Regions from separate parts of the Homo sapiens genome. Here regions 1, 2, 3, 4, 6 and 7 are each linked to region 5. The links are chromatin contacts, found by Hi-C in ENCODE. All regions are on one chromosome and are shown on one strand. Each heading gives the region's core, a stretch centred on a gene start or an enhancer-like site at or near the end of the contact. The rest is flanking DNA. Distances are from core to core; before and after follow the strand shown.

Region 1 (2,700 bases), core at 45-2,544, 1.2 Mb after region 5:
AGGCCTCCTACAGTGCTGGGATTTTAGGTGTGAGTCACTGTGCCATGCCACAATCTTCATAATATATATGAAGAATTCAAAAAAATTTTTAAACCCTAAAATCCCAATAAGGAAATAGTCAAAGACCAATTATCAGGAAAAAATACAAATTACTAATAAACATGAACGTATGTTCAACATCACCAGCAATCAAATAAATGTGTTTTTTTTTTTTTTTTTTTTTTTGGAGACAGAGTCTCACTCTGTGGCCCAGGTTGGAGTGCAGTGGCACTATCTTGGCTCACTGCAACCTCTGCTTCTGGGGTTCAAGCGAGTCTCACGCCTCACCTCCCAAATAGCTGAGATTACAGGCGTGCACCACCACACTGGCTAATTGGCTAATTTTTTGTATTTTTAGCAGAGACGGGGTTTTGCCACGTGCCCAGGCTGGTCTCGAACTCCTGAGCTCAGGTAATCCGCCCACCTTGGCCCCCCAAAGTGCTAGGATTACAGGCATGAGCCACTGTGCCCGGCCAAATAAATGTTAATTAAAATAATGAGATAACATTTTTCACGTAACAGGGCCTCATTCTGTCTCCCAGGCTTGAGTGCAGTAGCATGATCACAGCTGACTGCAGCCTCGACCTCCCAGGCTCAGGTGATCTCCCATCTCAACCTCCTGGGTAGCTGGGACAACAGGTGCACACCATCATGCCAAGATAATTTTTTTATACTTTTTGTAGAGACAGGGTTTTGCTATGTTGCCCAGGCTGGTCTTGAACTCCTGGGCTCAAGCAATCCTCCTGCTCCAGCCTCCCAAAGAACTGGGATTACAGGCATGAGCTACCATGGCCAGCCTGAAAGATCTTTAAGATAAATTTCAGTTTTGGCCAAAGAGTAGCAAAACAGGAACCCTCACATGTTCTGAAAAGAATGTAAATAGAAACCGCCTTCGTGCAAAGCCCTTAGCTGTATGTTTCAAAGTCTTTCATTCTTTCACTTCACAAATTCAATGTCCATTAGGTGCTCAGCCCATGATGAGACGTGGCCCTTGCCCTCACAGAAGTGACCTTCTTGAGGGGAAGAGACTTTAAACAGGTAATTATACAACCATGTGATTACAACTGTGCTAAGTGTTACTAAGAAATACAAAGTGTTCTGAGGTAATTGAATAGTCACACCTGATTTGGGGTATGGGGAAGGATAGATTTGGTCAGGAAAAATGACATTTAAGCTAAGATCTGACAGAAGGAGATGAATTATTTAGGTAAAGTAGGGGGAAAGGGAAGTGAGAAAAGAGAGGCTAGACACAGGGAACTACATACACATGCAAAGGCCCTGAAGTAGGAAGAAACAAAGCCCTGGAAATACAGAAACTGAAAAATGCTTGTCTGGCCTGAGCTCAGGGACAGAAATGATGCTGGGCCTTCCACACCACAATGGACATTTTGGTCTTTAGCCTAAGCGTAACTGGAAGCCATTTAAGTGTTTTAAGCAGAGAAATAAGATTAGATTTGTTTTCCTAAAAGTCATCTCTGGCTTCAGTATGAGGAATGGTGTGGGAAGGGAGGGCAAGGGGTGCAGAGAGACTAGGATGAGGCCACGCAACTATGGAGGTGAGAGACAGCGAGCAGGGTAACGCCCACTAGAGGATGGCTGTGGAGACAGACAGAAGCAGGCAGATGCTAGATATTTAGGATGTAAGTCACTGAGTCACAAGACACCATTCAAGACAGGCAATCAGAATGATTCAGAAGTTCTGGTGTAAGAAGCTTCACAGATAGTGTTGCTACTGATGATAATGCTCATATCCTTTGATCCAGTAACTCTCCTTCTAGGTATCAATCCTAAGGAAGTAATCAGAAACTGACAAAATCTGTTTGCAAAGATGTTCACTACAGTCTTTTTAAAATTTAAAACTTGTAAGCAATCTAAATCATCAAAACTTTAAAATAAATTATGATACTACCAAACAATGAAATATTACGTAGCCATTGAAAAATCATACAATCTCAAGAGAAGCTGCTCAGAGTAAAAGAAAAAAAAAAAGCAAGCTGTGAAAATTAATATAACTTTATTTTTAAAATACAAAAAGGCCTACATGGGCATACCTCAAAATATAACTAGTGATTATCTCTGGGTAGTGGGACCTTTGCAAGTCATATACTTAATAAGGGTAGTATCCAGAATATATAAAGAACTCTTATAACTCAATAATAAAAAGACAAAAACAATTAGAAAATGGGCAAAGGATTTGAATAGACATTTTTCCAAAGAAGACATACAAATGGCCAACACACACATAAAAAGATGCTCAACATTATTAGTCATTAAGGAAACACAAATCAAAACTATAATAATACTTCCCATACACTAGAATAGTTATAATTTTTTTTTCTTTTTTTTTGTACTTTTAGTAGAGACGGGGTTTCACCATGTTGGCCAGGCTGGTCTCAAACTCCTGACCTCGTGATCCACCCGCCTTGGCCTCCCAAAGTGCTGGGATTACAGGCGTGAGCCACTGCGTCCGGCCTAGAATAGCTATAATTTTTAAAATGGAGTGTTGGCAAGGATGTGGAAAAAACTGGAACTCTCATACATTGAAGGTGAGAATATAAAATGATGCAGCTGCTTTGGAAAACGGTTTCTCAAAATGTTAAACACAGAATTACTGTATGACCCAGCAATTCTACTCCAAGAGAAATGAAAATACATGTCCAC
Region 2 (2,700 bases), core at 190-2,689, 1.9 Mb before region 5:
CTGCCTGCAAATGGGAGATTGCCTGGGATAGTGAGATCATTGTGAAGATAATAGCTAGCATTCATTGATCATTTATTGCCATGTATACTGTGTTAGCCACTTGACATGGCTTGTATCATTAACCTTTACAATAATACTGGAGGGAGTTTCTTTTATTAGAGTCATTTTACAGACACATGAGGCTCAAGGTCACCAAGTTAGTGGATTAAGATTCAAACCTTGACTGTGGATCCCAGACTCTTAATCATGCTGTCATACCATTCAAGGTTCAACAGCACTTACTGTTACCACTGGAACAATTTGTTCAGACTAGTCTTTCAATCCTACCCGTATTATTTACAAAGTACTGAGGATTAATAAAAGCACTGAGCTCCTACACTCTTATTATCCCATTATACCACTAATGATTTCTTTCTTATATCTACTATCTGGGAAGACAAAAGGGGCCAGAGGAAGAGATGCACATTCACGTTATCTGAGGACGTCCTCTAATGAGATTTGCTCCACAAGAGAGGCTATATAAAATGAGAACAAATCTTTTGTGGATTGACAATCTAGATGAACTATTCTTAATACTTTGTCCCCTGCGTCGTAGACTGATTGATTTTCAACTTTTGGTTGTCTTAAAAGGGTTGAAGCGTAACTCTTCAGAACTGTAAGGAATACACTCTGTGTCCTACTGTCTCTAAATTTTGGGAGAAAGCCTTAGAAATTACCAGAAAACCTTTCCTGTTTGGTCTTAACAAATCTATCATAGCCCTTACCACGTCGTATACAAGTCACTGGTTTATGTCTCCATTAACTTTAAGCTCCTTTATATCAAGATGCATCTTTATCCATGTCTACATCTTCGGACCTAACGCAGTGCTTAACCCATAACAGATACTCAACACACATTTGTAGGAAGGAATGAGTGGTTGAAGCTTGCCGTTCTCCTCTCTCTCCATCGTTTCCCGGTACTAAGCTACGGGATAAGTCAACAGAGACCCGACCACGAAACCTACAAGGCCCAATAATTATCTCCAGAGCGCCGCAATGGGGCGGGGCGGGGCGGGGCGGGGGGGGGGGGCAGACAGGGAGGAGGAGTGGGGGAAGGGGGGAAGGAAGAGGGCAGAGGGCAGAAGGCAGAGGGCAGAGGGCAGAAGGCAGAGGGCAGAGGCCGTAGGGCAGAGGCACCGGAAGGCACAGGCCGCGGCCCGGGGCTCGTCGGCCGCGCCCTCTCCGGCTGCGCACTGACCACGCATCGCGCGCCTTCTTGGTCTCCGGGCAAGCGCAGCAGGGCTTCAGCGGCTTCTTCTCCTGAGACTCAGGCGGGGCAGGGTTTGAGTCAACCAGACCCGGCATCTTTCGCGCCAAAAGCAGCTATGAGCGGAGACAGCCAAATCTATGCCAGCCTCGGCAAACGCCGATTCGTCCGCAGTCACTTCCGGCAGTCGCTCTAAAAAGTACAGGAAGTCCTGCTTCTCTCTGACAGGTGGGGAATTTAAAAGGAGCGCGTGCGCAGAAGAGGCAAAATTCGGGCCTTAACGAGAGGGTGCCCCCTTCAGCGCATGCGCAAGGAGGCCCGCTGAACGCTCACCTGGACTGTGGTATTTACACTCTAGGACTCTAGGTCATAGAGTATTTGTTAAATCAACTTGGGGAGGGCTCACGAAGAAAGAAAGCAGCAAGACAACTGAGAGATCTCGTAACACCCGCTCCTCCCCACCCAATATCGAAACGGAAGCCCAAGATGGTGAAATGATTTGTTCAAGCCAAACAGGAGAAACCATAAGTGAAAGCCAGTTCCCTTGAATAACAGACTAGTTTCCCCCTTTTCTTTTATCCGCCTTCTTCCTGATCCCCACACACTGCAGGCCTTTCCTCTCTTTCATTGACCTATTTAAAAATGAATAGCAAGACATAGAACCACCGAGTCCACAACTATTGGGGGAATTTAAAAGGTCCTATAACCCCCTATACACCTCCTACGCACATTAAATCCTCAGCTAATTTGCATTTATAGCCCCCCTCCAACTGATCTGAATTCAGTATGAATTATTCAGTCATATATTCGTTAATATACTGATGAATAAAATTGAAAAATACCATTTCCATAGCATTTCCTCAGGTACATAGATAAACTGGTGCCCGTCTTATTCGCAATGAAATGGATATAATCATTGGATTTTTTTCCTGCAGAGTATTGTTGGAAACAGGCAATAAACTCTTTTTTATTTTATTTTATTTTATTTTTTGGAGATAGGGTCTTGCTCTGTCGCCCAGGCTGGAGTGAAGTGGCACGATCTTGGCTGACTGCAACCTCCACCTCCTGGGTTCAAGCAATTCTCCTGCCTCAGCCTCCTGAGTAGCTGGGATTACAGGTGTGCACCACCACGCCCGAGTAATTTTTGCATTTTTTAGTAGAGACGGGGTTTCGCCATGCTGGCCAGGCTGGTCTCGAACTCTGACCTCAGGTGATCCGCCCACATCAGCCTCCAAAAGTGCTAGGTTATAGGCATGAGCCACCGCGCCTGGCCAATAAAATCATTTTTTAAAGCAGGACTTGGAGGCACTGTTCAATAGCTGCAGGGTGATAGGTATTTTTAGGTACTTAAACTTTCAGCATCACCTAATCAAAGTTTGTTTCTATATTATAGATATTTAACTCAGGGAATTTACAGGCGTGTCTGTGAACTGGTGCTGTATAAGAGTAATTTC
Region 3 (2,700 bases), core at 1-2,500, 1.8 Mb after region 5:
GTGAAGGTGCGGGGGTCAAAGAGTCTTCTCTCTCCCATCCAGCCCTAGAGTCCAAGAACGTTCAGCCTGAAGGGCACTGGGGCGGGCGGCAGGTGCAGTCGGCTGTGAAAGGGGCTGTTCCCGGCCTGGCCACAAGGTGGCGCGGTGCCACACTAAAACCTAGAGCCCTGCTGCTTCCCCTCCAGGAGGGCACCTCTGGCCAGCACTGCCCTGTCAATTAAATTGTGATTGGAAAAATGCAAATGCACGTTAGGGCCGACTTGAATTAAACAGGGAAGTTACCACCACTCCAAACCCTATTTGTATAATGCTCTTGTGGGTAAGACAGAAATGGCTTTTGGATTATCTTTTTATTGGATTTATCCACACTGCTGCTTCCAAGATGTTAGCAGGGTGATGGCAAAAGCTGGTTACCCAGGTTTCAAGGGTATGGCCTGCTCAGGAGGGAAGGGGAGCCTGGGCAGGTGCAGGGGCTTAGGGTGCTCCATGCCCTAGAGGAAAGCTTGGTCCCGGCCACATGCACCACATATCCATATCTGGGAGCTCCCAGTAGACAGGGCAGGCCCTCCGTATGCACTTATAACTCCTCATGCTGGGCGAGCAGTGGAGGCAGACTGGGAAGGAAGCCATACATCTCCAGGTGCATGTCTGAGGCCCATGGGAACCTGCCCAGCATCTGCAGGAGAGGGTGCAGGTGCCAGGAAGTAGGGTAATGGATGAACTCAGATTGCACTTTCTAGGGCCCTAGACCCTCCCTAACACCTGGGGCATGGGCGCACTCAGCTAGCCAGGGGACCAGCAGTCTGACTTGCCCCAGTGGGTGGGACCACCACTGAGACTCCCTGACCCCATCCCACGCCATCAGCAAGAGGCTGACACCCACTGCAGGGGAGACTGAGGTCACCCATCATTTCTCTTGTCCTGAATCAACTTGGTAAATACCTCCACTGCAGCAGAATACCTTCACTGAAATACTTTCCATCCACAGTGCCTTTGGATACTTGCTTAGCTTGACAATGGCTCATTCTGTCTTTTTGGCTTAACTCCACGGCCACCTCCTTCAGGCAAACTCTCTTGATCCTCTCAGTGGAATCAACTGTCCCCTCCTGGGCCCTCCTTCAATAGTCTGCCTCCCTTACCTCGCCGTGTCCACATGACGTGCCTTGTATCTGAGCACCAGGAGTCCTGGTCTCTCTCCCTTAAGGCTCTGTGCTTCCGGGGAGACTGATTGTCTAGCTCAGGCTTGCTGGGGACACTTGGCAAGTGCTGCAAGTAGAACTGAGCCAAACCAACGGACCCGGCTGCCTTCCTGGCAGCCACTCCCGCCTCTGACCTTGCCCTCTGTGCCTTTTTTCTCTGCCCCTGCCCAAGCTATTTCTAAAGCCCAAAGTCTCTGACTTGCTCCCTTGGCTGTCACATAAGCTTGCACCACCCATGTTTTTCAATGACCAGGGCTCCTTCTGTGGCCAGTGATAGCCATGAATTGGCCAAAGTGCCTTTTTGCTATGGCTCACAGGCAGGGTGATTCTCTCTAAGCGGAACACCTGCATTTGAATCCGCCTGCCTGGTAGTAGCACCCTGGGGAGTTGTCTAACCCCTATGAGCCCAACCTTTCACATCTGGGAAGAAGTGGAACCAGCAGTTCGATGCCTGGCTGGGTGTCTGTAGGAAACATGAGGCCCCGGAAGTGCAAGGGCCTCACACGGCACAGGATCCTCACATGGCTGCCAGCCTCTCCTCCACTCCTGGAGTCTGCAGAGCCCTCCCCTCCCACACACTTCCTCTGGGAAAAGCTGCCCAGGCTGCTGTAGGGAACAGGAACCCTGGAGAAGGCAGAAAGTCTGGTGGCACACGCCAACCCTCAGCTTGGCTGGGCACCTTTTGGCAGACAGTTTCACCCCACTGTTTCCCTGCCTCCAACTAGGCAGCCGGCAGGTCAGTCAGTCGCTCGGGCTGTGGACAGTCCCAGGGAGGGAGACGGTACCCGGGGGGTGGACACTTACGAGATGGCCTCGATCATGTCCATGCCCATCTCCACACAGCAGTGGGCGTGGTCAGCCCTTGCTTCAGGCAGCCCCGAGACGCAGTAATAACAATCCCCAAGGATCTTAATACGTAAACAGTGATTCTCCTGGAAAGCAAATTAATTTTACAAATTAAAAATAGTAGGAAAGAGAAGTGGGAGGGAAAGAAACGAGAAGCAAAAAGATTCACCCCGTGCCTGGAATAACTTGCCTTTTAGGGCAGTGAGCGCAGGCCCACGCCGGAACTCGGCATGGTCCTGGGACAGGCTTATCAGGAGACATTGGGGAGGGAGGGATTGTGGGGATGGAGGGATGGGCTGGGCAGCCCTGAGCGGCATTCCAGCTCCCAGACTCAGGAGCTCACTTTTAAAGATCCACTCCAGAGCCCCAAGAGGAATTTGGCTGGTCGAACTGCAGCTCAGCCAGCAGGGTGGCCTTATCAGCTTAAGGAAGGCCCCAAGCCCCAGTACAAGGGTCTCTGGTCCCCTCCACACCCCAGGAGTCACTCTGATTCGTTGCTTGAGATTCTATCAAAAGTTGTCTGATTCTCCTCCTTTTACAAAAAGACTGAAGCAGGCAGAAATGAGCTTTAACCAAAAGCTCACTGACTCAGCCTGTCTGAGACTTTTATCAAAAAAGAATTTTGCTCAACTAGCAAGCACATGAGTGCCAAGAA
Region 4 (2,700 bases), core at 135-2,634, 1.1 Mb after region 5:
TACAGGAGGACTGGAGGTGGAGTAAGTAGCGAGCAAAACTTTGCAAGAAGGTTGGTTCACTGGAAGAGCAGGCAGAGGTGGTGGAACTTGGAGGCTATGGGGGAGAGGTTCTTCATCCCACCATCTCATCTGTCTCTTACTTCCTGAGTAGTAAAAAGAACCCAGGCCTGGGTCCTAATAATCCAGGCTCTGCCATTTACTGAGCGATCCTAGGCACGTCATCTAACTGCTAAGAGCTTTGCTTCTCTCATCAGTAGGAAAGTTCTACTAATAAGTAGTGTGGGAAAGCTGTGCCACAGGTGGTTTTGAGGATCAGAAGGAACAATTAATGTGAAAAGTTCTGTAAACTGTGAAGTGCTGTACAAACTTTCCCCAAACTTGTTCTACTTCTTCCAGCACAACTGCATATAGCCAACTTCTAATCCTTTTATGAATGAGTGTGGACTTTGAGTGGGGAACCTAAGGTAGTGATTATAAACTGTTTGTCCTTCAAAATATCCCTTGCAGAGTAGGGTAGACACTCAGCTATGAGTATGCTTTCAAGAAGTCATAGAGCACCATGTTTGACAATGTATTCCCACAACCGACCTGCTACAATGCCTGAAACTCCTATCTTAGTAGCTGTCCTCTGATTAAGAAATTTCTCTGGAGTGAATACAGTTCTGGAGTGACAGCAAAGGAAGGTAATATTTGATTACTAACATGAGGACGTTAGCAGGTGTTTGAGTACTGGGAGAGCTCGCTGTGCCTGGGAGGCAGGAGCAGAGGATGAAGGTGGGCTGGACAAGCTGGAAAAGCCTGAGGAGGCTGCCTGGGAGGGGAGGGTGGGAGGGACACCCGAGGGGCCCTAGGGAGTGCCTGGTCATGGGTGCTCCTCAGGAGGGCAGGATGGGATGGGCAGGGATCCACTCTCCTCCTCCCTTTTGCTGGCCCCAGCCTTACTCAGAGCAGTCTGAACCAAAGAAGCAGTGCCTTAAAATGGCCCTCATAATTTCCATGTGCTCAAGAGCTCTAGGGTCCTGAGCCAAGGAGAAGTTTTCATCCTTTCACACCTCTGTGCCACAGAGTACGTTGCTTTTATCTCCTTCAAAATTAATGTGGCTGAATGTGCATAGAAATTGCTCTTCTGGGACAGCAGAGTGGGGGTTAAGAGCTATGGAGACTGGCTGCTTGGGTTCGAGTCCTAGGCAATCTTTAGCTACTGACCTTACCTCTCTCTGTGGCTGTTTCATGTGTGTAATGGGGAAAACAGTACCTGCCTCATAGGCTTGTTTTGAGGATTGAGCAGATTGATGCAGATAAAGTACTTTTGAACAGCACCCCAAATACTCAACAGTGTATTTGTTGAGCTCGAGAATTCTGATTGTAAAGAAAATGTGGTTGTCACAGTCCAGTGAATGAAACCAACAAGCTCGAGTGAGACTGGGCTTCACAGCCTTCACGGATGTCAGCTGTTTTCATTTCTCAAAAATCAAAGTGTTGCCTCCAGTAATTAATGGGCTGCATGTTTGTTTTTCTTTCCTTTTTTTCAGCTGCACAGCCTCACAGAGATTTTATAATTACACCAGGTGGATGCTTAAAGTGCAAAATAATAATTCATGTTCCTGGGGGAAAAGATGTCAGGAAAACGGTCACCAGTGTTCTAGAAGAGTGTGAACAGAGGAAGTACACATCGGTTTCCCTTCCAGCCATTGGAACAGGTTTGCAGCTTATCATTCTATAATAAAATTTGAGTGATACAAATTCCTTTAGAATTAGTCTCACTCTTAAGCAGATCAGTGCTGAATCCATCTGAAAGTGGGAACAATGATGTAAATCAGAGAGGGAGCCATCTTTTAGATCTGGAGGGCACCACCAGCTACTGGGCCGAAGCCTCTTTCCTCCATCTTTCTTCTTTATTTTTTCAAGACAGAGTCTCACTCTGTTGCCCAGGCTGGAGTGCAGTGGTGTAATCTCAGCTCACTGCAACCTCCTCCTCCCAGGCTCACGCAATCCTCCCACTTCAGCCTCCCAAATAGCTAGGACCACAGGTGTGTACCACCATGCCTGGCAAATATTTGTATTTTTTATGGAGACAGCGTTTCCCCATGTTGCCCACGCTGGTCTCAAACTCCTAGGCTCAAGCAATCCGCCTGCCTCAGCCTCCCTAAGTGCTGGGATTACAGGCATGGGCCACTGTGCCCACCCCTTTCTTCTTTATTTTATGTTCCCTAAGTATCTTTCCAAGTTTGGTCCTTAACTTCATAGTTTTCTCACTCTTCATTTTTTCTCCTTGGGGGATTCATTCAGTCTCATGTCTGGTAACATTTCTGCATTGACTCCCAAATCAGCATTTCTCATTCTCTCCAGGATCTCCTCTGGGGGAGTTTTCTATTACCAGAAACTTCATTACATCAGAATCCAAACTCATGATCCTCTCTTGAAAACAGACACTCCTCTTGAGCTCCTGGGCTTTCTCGTTTCCTCCTTTGGTGGTGCCATGACGCTCCCAGCTGCCCTGGCCTGCCATCCTTGCTTTGTTGTGTCCCCAGACACCCACAGTCAGCAAGTCCTGCTGAATCTTCTTCCAGAGAGTTGTTGAATTCCAGCCTTTCTTTTTGTTTCCAAACTCTTCAGACCTCCCCCATCTGGTTTACTTCAGCATCTCCCAGCCGGCTCCTCATTTGTGCATTCATTCATTGAATTGAAATGCCGTTACCT
Region 5 (2,700 bases), core at 133-2,632:
ATTTTCTCTAGTTATAAAGCACTGCCTCATTCACCTTTTAAACGAACCACAACTACCTCAATAGAGTATTCTTTACATTCATATCTTAAAAATAGTAATTAGTTTACATAAATTTGGATACCTGAATAAACTAAATTCTTTCCTTCCAGGACTTGTCCAAGCAAAAGGCACTCTGCCTGCCATTCAAACATCTTTTTTACACCAAAACTGTGGTATTTTTCCAGAACTGCTTTAGGAAGTCCCCAGTTTGCCAATAGTAGCTTGTCTCTTTCGTAGTCAGGAACTGTAGGCTTGCATTCTCCTTTTAGGAAAAAGAAAAAATTAAAATTTAATTTACTTCTAATATATGAGTTTTACAGTTAGCCCTTCACCGTGTGTTGGAATTCCTATGTGTTGAAATGAAGCTCTTTAAAGCACATCCTGACTTCAAGAATCTTATGAGAAATTGACCATGTATAGAAAAGTAATAAATTGTTATTTACTGCATATAATAAAAATTCCTTAAAAGCCTCAAACGAACAAAAAAGCGTGCAATACACAGTAGATAAAGAGTGTTGGAATTACGGGTGTAGTTGGGGGAGGAGGGCAATATGCAAGCATTACAAAGCTAAGTTAGGTGAGTTTCTATTTATAGTAAGTTTTAGTTCCATGACGACTGCACAACTAACGATTTTAAAAAACTGGGTCGACATCCACGGGACACCCAACCAATCTCATTACGAATCCCTTCCAGCCTTCCCCTGGACGCCGAACAGCCTGTGCCGTACTCCAGGCCCAACAATCCTGTCTTAAGGGTCTGTAAGGAGTACTGGGTACTACCAGGAACGAGCCGCCCAACAGATGATGGGATGAAGCTAACTAGGAAGTTGTTTCTCTAAAGGTCGAAAGATCCAGAAGCCACGTGAACATTAATACCAGGCGATCACTGAAAACACGCGTATGTCTGAACAGAAAGTGACCTGCCACACCAGGCCCCAGTCACAGAGAAGGGGAGTAGAAGCCCAATGGGGTATGCAACGAAGCAAGTCCCGTGGGGTGAGGACACCTCCCGACCCATGGCCCGGCGGAGCTGCCCCCGTTGCCCGCGGCCTCCCGGGTTCCTGGAGCACCTGCAGCTGCGGCCTTCAGGCAGCGACCAAGGCCGGGCGGCGGGCTCAGCACGGACCCGGAGAGGAACTGGGGGCTGGCACTGCTGTCACCGCCGCTTCCCGAGAACGAATCTGAGCCTGATTCTGAACGCCGCCGTTTCCCACTCCGACGCAGAAGATTCATGGCAAACTCTTCTCGGCCGATCAGGGCAAGCCACAGTCCCAGCGTCCTCCCTCTCGGGAGAACCCTGGCCTGGCAACAGCTGCGGACATCTTCCCGCCAGTCTTCAAACTCAAACCTCCCGGCCCGCCCCGGAACCATAGAGTTCTCCGTGGCTTAAGTAACCCGAAAGCCATAGACTCGTGGGGAAGGAGCGGCTCTCGCTGGCGTCTAAGACTTCCGGCCTCCAACCTCCTGGTTGGTTAATATGAGAGATAGATTAAAGAGGAAGAATACAGAATCTACAGTTATAACCATACTGACCTAAAAGCCTTCCTTCTCCTTTTGTCCATTTCTGGTTTGAATAGGAAGGCCATGCTAACTTCATAAAATGGGCTGCCCATAATAGGTAGATCAGGGAAGTAGCTCTTCTTAACGTATTGGTATTCTGTAAAAAATTATTTCAGATTGAGAAGCATTATGCAAGATAGCCTAGGGTTTCTAATAGAGCATAATTTCCTCCTTTCTCCTAGTATATGATGGTAGGGCAGGGCTATTTCTGAACACAATTTCCATTTTAGCCAGCATGCATTGTGAGGAATATGTAATGAGGAATTGGGGATTGCTGGCTGACAGACCCCTGAGACACTATATGAACGCCGCGAGGAAGGGGCTCTGAATATACCCCAGGGATCGTTATGAGCCAAGAGCTTAGTAATGCATCTGTGTTGTCCCTTTTGTAAAGGTAGAAGCGAACGAGTTCTGAACGTAAAACGGTGACCATTCATTACCTAGTTGCATAATTCATTTCACCAAGCAAAACTAGTAGGCCCTAAGCCTGACCTGAAGAGGCTGTGCAGTTCTAGAGCACTAAAAATCTCAAAAGGTCCAGTCCAATTAAAAAAAAAAAAAACACTCGAATACAATCTGGAAAATAGCATTCGAACCATCAATTCCTTCCGTGAAAACATTTTTTTGATTTAAATGACAATATTCTAAAGTTCCACGAGATGGCGACATTACTCCGTGAATGAAACATTTTTCTCTTGGCCTTTTACGCAATCAACAACTATTTACTGAGTATCTACTGTAAGCTAGCCACTGGGTAAATGGCAGTGAAATGGCATAAAATGGTTCCTGCTCTCAAAGAGAAAGAGTCTAGAGAATAAGGCAGACATTAAACAAGTCAGTTAATGAAGTGTGCCATATGCTTGGGCAGAAATGAAGAGTACTATTAAAGAAATAAAAGAGATCTCGCCGGCCGTGGTGGCTCACGCCTGTAATCCCAGCACTTTGGGAGGCCGAGATGAGTGCATCACCTGAGGTCAGGAGCTCTAGACCAGCCTGGCCAACATGGTGAAACCCCGTCTCTACAAAAATACAAAAAATTAGCCGGGTATGATGGCGGGTGCCTGTAATCCCAGCTACTCTGGAGGCTGAGGCGGGAGAATT
Region 6 (2,700 bases), core at 101-2,600, 1.5 Mb after region 5:
AAATTTTTACTCAGGTAAAATTCACATAACATCAATTAACCATTTTAAAGTGTACAGTTTAGTGGCATTTAGTACCTTCACAATGTTGTGGAACCATCATCTCCATCTAGTTCCAAAATGTTTTATCACTCCCAAAGGAGTCCCTATACTCATTAAGCAGTCATTCCCCATTCCTTCCTCCCCACCCCCACTACTATGCTTTCTGTCTCTGTGGATTTACCTATTCTAAATATTTCATAAGATGTAATCACATCATATGTGACTTTTTGTGTCTGGCTTCTTTCATTAGCATACATTTCTGAGATTCATTCATTGTAGAATGTATTAGCATTTTATTCTCTCCCCCCCACCTTTTTTTTTTTTTTTTTTTTTGAGACAGGGTCTCACCCTGTGGCCTAGGCTGGGGTGCAGTGGCATGATCTTGGCTCACTGCAGTCTCCATATCCCAGGTTCAAGCAATCCTCCCGCCTTAGCCTCCCAAGTAGTTGGAACTACAGTCCCTTGCCACCACACCAGCTATTTTATTTTATTTTATTTTTATTTTTAGCAGAGATGAGGTCTTGCTATGTTGCCCAGGCTGGTTTCAAACTCCTAGTCTTACACGATTCTGCTGCCTCAGCTTTCCAAAGTGTTGGGATTACAGTCATGAGCTGCCCTGCTGGGCCACTTTATTCCTTTTAATGGCTAAATAACATTCCATTAGATGGATGTATCACACTTTGTTTACCCATTCATCCTTTGACAGACGTTAGAGTTGTTTCTACCTTTTGGTTATTGTAAATAGTGTTGCTGTGAACACTGGTGTACGTGCATTTGTCTGAATACCTGTTTTCAATTCTTTTGGGTATTAGCCTAAGGGTGGAATTGCTGGTCATATAGTAATCTATGTTTAACTTTTTGAGGAACCACCAGATTGTTTTCCAACAGCTCAATAATGTTTTACTGAAGTTAAATAGAATAAGCAGGAGGGAGTCTGGGAGGCAGGGATGAGGGCTTTTCCTGTCCTTCACAGGCAGCCCTGGACTCTGCCATTTACCGGCTGTGTGATCTGGATCAACGTACTTAAATTCCCTGCGCTGCCTCCTAATCCTCAAAGTGGAGAAAATAAAACCTAATTTCTGTGAGCTGCGTGAGATACTGTTTCTGAAGCTCCAGGCACAGAGTAAGCCCCCGCTCATTAATTGCCTTCCCTTACTCCCTGACCTTGCCTTTTCGCACTTCACTCGCTGCCACGTGGCCTCGGAGCCCAGTCCGCACCCGCAGCCCCCAGCTGAGCCAGGCTGCAGACTACAACTCCCAGCGAGCACTTCTTCCCGGCCGCCTCTCCCCAGCTGCTGCGCATGCTTTGGCAGACGTGGCACCGGGAACTCGGAGGCGGGGAGCGGCTGGGAAGTGGCCGTGGTGGTTGGCCGCGGTGGAGCTAGCAGGCGGGCGGGCGGGAGCGGGCGCCGGAGTGGAGAAAGGAGCCAGCGGTGGGCAGCGCTGCTGGGATGGCGCGGGCCGGGCCGGCGTGGCTGCTGCTGGCAATCTGGGTGAGACTGTGGGGCAGGGATCCGGGCCGGGCCAGCACGTGTGTCCCGCGTGCCCTTCTGCGCTCTCTGCTCCAGCCCTCTGCGGAACGTGCGGGGAGCTGCCCCGGGGCACCGGGATGAGGGCGTGCATGCCAGGCAGGCGGGCACTGGGTGCTACGCGGGAGACAGCGGGCGTCCCGGTGCCCTCGCCGCCAAGCGCTCCCGGACGCAGGGGCAGGAGGCAGCTGTGGGGCGCCGGGAGATCCCTGGCAGGGTGCTTACGCCACGGCCACAACTTTGCGGGGATGCAGGTCGGGGCACAGCCGGTCGGGCAGGACGCCGGCGGGCTGCGGGGTGAGCTCCGCTCCAGACTCCGAGCCCTGCACCTGTGTGAGTGCGGGGTGGGATGGGGGTGCTTACTACCTGCACTGCCGGAAACCTTGGTTTAGGGCCACCTTGTTCTTGGCTTCGGCCCCAGGCGTCTGGGAAACTGCGGGCCACCACCTGGGCCTCCGCCCACAGGCCAGGCTCGGTGGGCTGGGTGGGGTCGACGTAGCCCGCCCCGGCGGAGGAGCTGCTCCTACACCCAACTGAGGCGGGCTCGAGCCTCAGCCACTTTCTAGCTGTGTGACGCGGCGGTTCATTTAATGTATCTGAGCTAGTTTCCTCATGCATGATATAGAAAGGCAAAGCTACCCCCATAGGGTGGTTCTGAGAGTCGGATGAGGTCTCAGTGGAGGAAGCTGTGTAAACTGCAAAATCTTACAAAAGTGGAAAAGGAGTGGACTCCAAGAGTAGTTTGCTACACTTGGTGGGGGGGACTCCAGGCATCCCTGAGAGAGGTCGGAATGGGTGTGCCTGCCGGCCCAGGTCTGGGGTTTGGCCTTCGTTTCGCTGTGGGTGTGTGATGAGATATTGTGGCCTCCTTCCCCATCTTTTCCATAACTTATGCGCTCCCTTATTTTAGGACCATCCTGGTCCTTTTCCCCTGAAGTTCCAGGGAACTTCCTGTTCCTGGCACCCTCCCCCCAACCCAGATTTTCCCGTTCTTTTCCATTTGGGTGTGGCAAGGACACTGGGCAAATGGGAGGAGAAAAGTGTGGGTTGAGTTGCTTGAAACACTTCCATCTCCCAATACCCTGGCCTTTTGGATCACCAGTGAGGAGTGGCCTGGTACTCTCTGGTTGGA
Region 7 (2,700 bases), core at 61-2,560, 1.4 Mb after region 5:
GGGAAATTATAGGAAGGGAAGGGAAGAAAGCAATCGTACCTGAAGAAGAGAGACATTGGCAAGGCTGAGTCTGAAGAGGTAGTTCCTGTGAAAATGGAAACAGACATCCTAAGTGACGCTGGTTCTGCAGGCAGGACCCAGGGAGCAGCCTCCTGGCTTGGGCCTCCTGGGACGCCAGGACTGGGTGCTGATTGCCTAGGGTCAACCCCTAAGGAGAGCTTTACCTCCATTTGCTCACTTAATCTTCACACAACCCTGGGAGGAAATCCAGGAAGCTCCAAGTTACAGATGAAGAAGCAAGGTGGGTAAATGGCCCAAGTCACCAAGATAGTAAGTGAAGGAGTTAGGATTGAAACCCAGACTTTCCTCCAAGTTCCATGCTGTCTCTGCTCCCAGCCAACTCAGCTAGCCCTGGGAGGAACCCCTTGACCCCACCTTTTCCAACCATGGAGGCTGTTAAATGTAAAGCCTCACAGCACTCTTACAGAGATGCAGACAGCCAGCTTCCTCCTACTCTGGCCCTCCACCCTGACTCACCCCTTCTCACACAGGCCAGCCATCTCTCCTGGCTCCACATCCCGGGGTCCTGAGTCCGATTTGTTTGTTCATCTCCTGCAGTCTCTCCAGCAGTCAGTGACTCCAGGTCTGACCTTTCTGTGGCCACCTTTCTGGACCACCCTCTCTCCTCTAACCCAAACGACCCCATCCACCACCTCACCATCCCTCTCCCCACAGTCCAGCCTGCACAGGGCTTCCAGACTTATCAACCTCAAACAGTTTTCACCTTCAGTAACAAAGAGGATACTACTAGTAGTAATAATGATATCAGACACTTATTGAGTATCATAAGTGTCAGCTGCTGCTGAAATTTGTTTGCATGGATGCTGGAGTCAGAAGGCCACCATGCACAGACAGGGAGAATTCCAGCTCAGCCACCTGCCACCTTCTGAGAGTCTCAGTGCCTGCATCTGTACAATGGGGAAGTGAATGGCTATCTTTCTTATTTCACAGGACTGTGGAGACAGAGGAATGGTGTGATGCACATTTAAAGGCTCTGTTCATGCTGAACAGATGCAAAGTCTTGATTTCCCCCACCAATTTTCTTTCTTTGGTTCTTCTGTCTTCTTTGGGCTATTCCTATTTTGGTTCCTAAACTTTTTAGGAACAAAGATTTTAGAAAGTTCTGGCCTACCTCAGCTGAGGAGGGAAATGAGGGGAAAGGCTGTGGAGTGGGACCGGAAGAGAAAGAGGGCCCCTGCTGAAGGAATCCAGAGCCGGAAGGAGATGCCGCAGGCCAGGAGGCTTCTCTTCCCAGCTCTGGCTCCAGGCCCAGGCCCCACTCATCTTCTTTGCTGTCCTGGGGCTGGGCGGGCCTCCCAGGTGACCTTGGCTCCAGGCCTCTGCTGTCCTTCTCCAACCCCCTCCCCAAGTCCTTAGCAGAGCTCTCCCTATCCCACCCTCCTGGCCTGGGAACAGATAAGCTCCAGCTTATGGCTGTGCCCCAGCTGCCTGCTTAGGTAACACAGGCATCTGCTCACAGCTTTAACAAATTAGGGGAAACATTGCATCACTTTATTCATTTTTATCCCATCAAAAATCATTCATCACAACATCGCAGTCAACTCTCCTGGGAGCTGGAATATGAGAACAGAGAGAAATCTCTGTAGCCTGACCCACCCTAAATCCCTTTCGGAACAAGGGAGGGTTATAAATGAATAAAAAATTTCCCTAGCCTGAATTCCAGAGATCCAGGGGTCAAGAAGAAGGGAAGACAATGTCAGGCAGAAGAAAAGGAGGAAGGAAAATGAGCTGGAGACAGGAAAAGAAAGTGGCCAAAGACCCACTACATTGGCTCTAAGAAGCCTAAGGGACCAGGTCTAGAATTGAGTTTCCCTGTCCATCTGAGGGCATAGCCAGGCTCAAGGATGCAGGAAAAAGTGTCCCTCCATCTTTGTGTGGGAAGCCTCCAGACAGAAAACATAACCACCTTCTGGGGAAGCCGCAGAGCGGATGAGGAAGAACAGTGTGACCACAGTCACAGGGTAACATAACCTCTCTGAGCTTCAGTTTCCTGGTCCATAAAATGGGGGTACATAGAACCCACTTCCTGGGTTCACCCACTTGTGAAGATTCAATGATTTACTGCAGGCATGATTTACTACATGTATTAGATTAAATACATGTGTGATTTACTACCTTTACTACATGCAGTAACTGACTTACTACATATATGACATATAAAATAGTGCCTGGCACATGGCCGGTGCGGAATAAATGGCAGCTTTTGAAATGCTTTCACAAGGTTCAGAGTAGAGTCTTCGGATGCTACCATTTGGGTTTGTTGAAGTACACATGTAAAACTAGTGAAATCAGAATTAGGTTGAAGGATCACATCAAGGCCAGTTTCCTGATTTTAATGTTGTCCTACAGTTATGCAAGATGTTAGCCTTGGGGGAAACTGGGTGAAGGGTATATGGGATCTCTATTATTTCTTACAACTGTGTGTAAATCGACAGTCATCTCAAAATAGAGAGTAAAACAATTACTCTCTTTGCTGGGAAAATAAAGTCCATCCTCCTGTATAGTTGCATATGGACAGACTCCCTCTGGGGGCACAGTCAGGAACCTCACCACTAGGTGAACCTTCAGTCAGGGGTCCTGCTTGTTTGAGGGGGTGGCCCTGCTTTTCACCATATACTC

What was found. Hi-C counts contacts between places; a loop is a spot of excess contacts on that map. Pooled maps may share reads with other maps.
Region 1: a loop to region 5 is called in a pooled map, with 4 times the contacts of the local background. The contact joins the enhancer-like site here to the promoter of POLQ in region 5. A Hi-C loop is called at or near these places in 2 of 50 pooled maps.
Region 2: a map of CD8-positive, alpha-beta T cell shows a loop between it and region 5 (15-fold over the local background). The contact joins the promoter of COX17 here to the promoter of POLQ in region 5. A Hi-C loop is called at or near these places in 3 of 168 maps with a recorded cell type or tissue (CD8-positive, alpha-beta T cell and naive thymus-derived CD4-positive, alpha-beta T cell) and 7 of 50 pooled maps.
Region 3: a loop to region 5 is called in a map of CD4-positive, alpha-beta T cell, with 9 times the contacts of the local background. The contact joins the enhancer-like site here to the promoter of POLQ in region 5. A Hi-C loop is called at or near these places in 1 of 168 maps with a recorded cell type or tissue (CD4-positive, alpha-beta T cell), 3 of 37 single-sample maps with no recorded cell type and 8 of 50 pooled maps.
Region 4: a loop to region 5 is called in a map with no recorded cell type, with 6 times the contacts of the local background. The contact joins the enhancer-like site here to the promoter of POLQ in region 5. A Hi-C loop is called at or near these places in 7 of 37 single-sample maps with no recorded cell type and 9 of 50 pooled maps.
Region 6: a pooled map shows a loop between it and region 5 (9-fold over the local background). The contact joins the promoter of PDIA5 here to the promoter of POLQ in region 5. A Hi-C loop is called at or near these places in 7 of 50 pooled maps.
Region 7: a loop to region 5 is called in a map of HCT116, with 20 times the contacts of the local background. The contact joins the enhancer-like site here to the promoter of POLQ in region 5. A Hi-C loop is called at or near these places in 3 of 168 maps with a recorded cell type or tissue (HCT116, HepG2 and endothelial cell of umbilical vein), 4 of 37 single-sample maps with no recorded cell type and 8 of 50 pooled maps.

The regions. Positions count from the first base shown.
Region 1 is chr3:122,773,102-122,775,801 of GRCh38, forward strand. The region is part of intron 2 of HSPBAP1 (HSPB1 associated protein 1); the gene reads right to left. Among named protein-coding and RNA genes, the nearest start is that of HSPBAP1, 19 kb to the right of the region's middle. Within about 2 kb of position 1,295, at least 3 of the 41 ENCODE cell types and tissues checked have a DNase peak (open chromatin) inside an H3K27ac peak, as active enhancers do.
Region 2 is chr3:119,675,967-119,678,666 of GRCh38, forward strand. COX17 (cytochrome c oxidase copper chaperone COX17) reads right to left here and starts at 1,440. Exons shown (of 3, transcript NM_005694.2): 1 at 1,238-1,440. The coding sequence starts at 1,344. RefSeq lists an enhancer at 1,619-1,878.
Region 3 is chr3:123,328,886-123,331,585 of GRCh38, forward strand. It overlaps ADCY5 (adenylate cyclase 5), which reads right to left. Exons shown (of 21, transcript NM_183357.3): 5 at 2,004-2,131. Among named protein-coding and RNA genes, the nearest start is that of ADCY5, 120 kb to the right of the region's middle. RefSeq lists enhancers at 1-464, 1,686-2,473. Within about 2 kb of position 1,251, at least 12 of the 41 ENCODE cell types and tissues checked have a DNase peak (open chromatin) inside an H3K27ac peak, as active enhancers do.
Region 4 is chr3:122,619,912-122,622,611 of GRCh38, forward strand. It overlaps PARP15 (poly(ADP-ribose) polymerase family member 15), which reads left to right. Exons shown (of 12, transcript NM_001113523.3): 8 at 1,533-1,700. Among named protein-coding and RNA genes, the nearest start is that of PARP15, 44 kb to the left of the region's middle. Within about 2 kb of position 1,385, at least 2 of the 41 ENCODE cell types and tissues checked have a DNase peak (open chromatin) inside an H3K27ac peak, as active enhancers do.
Region 5 is chr3:121,544,606-121,547,305 of GRCh38, forward strand. POLQ (DNA polymerase theta) reads right to left here and starts at 1,383. Exons shown (of 30, transcript NM_199420.4): 1 at 1,110-1,383; 2 at 122-301. The coding sequence starts at 1,272. RefSeq lists enhancers at 1,116-1,345, 1,237-1,531.
Region 6 is chr3:123,065,675-123,068,374 of GRCh38, forward strand. PDIA5 (protein disulfide isomerase family A member 5) reads left to right here and starts at 1,351. Exons shown (of 17, transcript NM_006810.4): 1 at 1,351-1,532. The coding sequence starts at 1,491. RefSeq lists a silencer at 1,406-1,645.
Region 7 is chr3:122,939,386-122,942,085 of GRCh38, forward strand. It overlaps SEMA5B (semaphorin 5B), which reads right to left. Exons shown (of 23, transcript NM_001031702.4): 5 at 40-85. Among named protein-coding and RNA genes, the nearest start is that of LINC02035, 54 kb to the left of the region's middle. Within about 2 kb of position 1,311, at least 4 of the 41 ENCODE cell types and tissues checked have a DNase peak (open chromatin) inside an H3K27ac peak, as active enhancers do.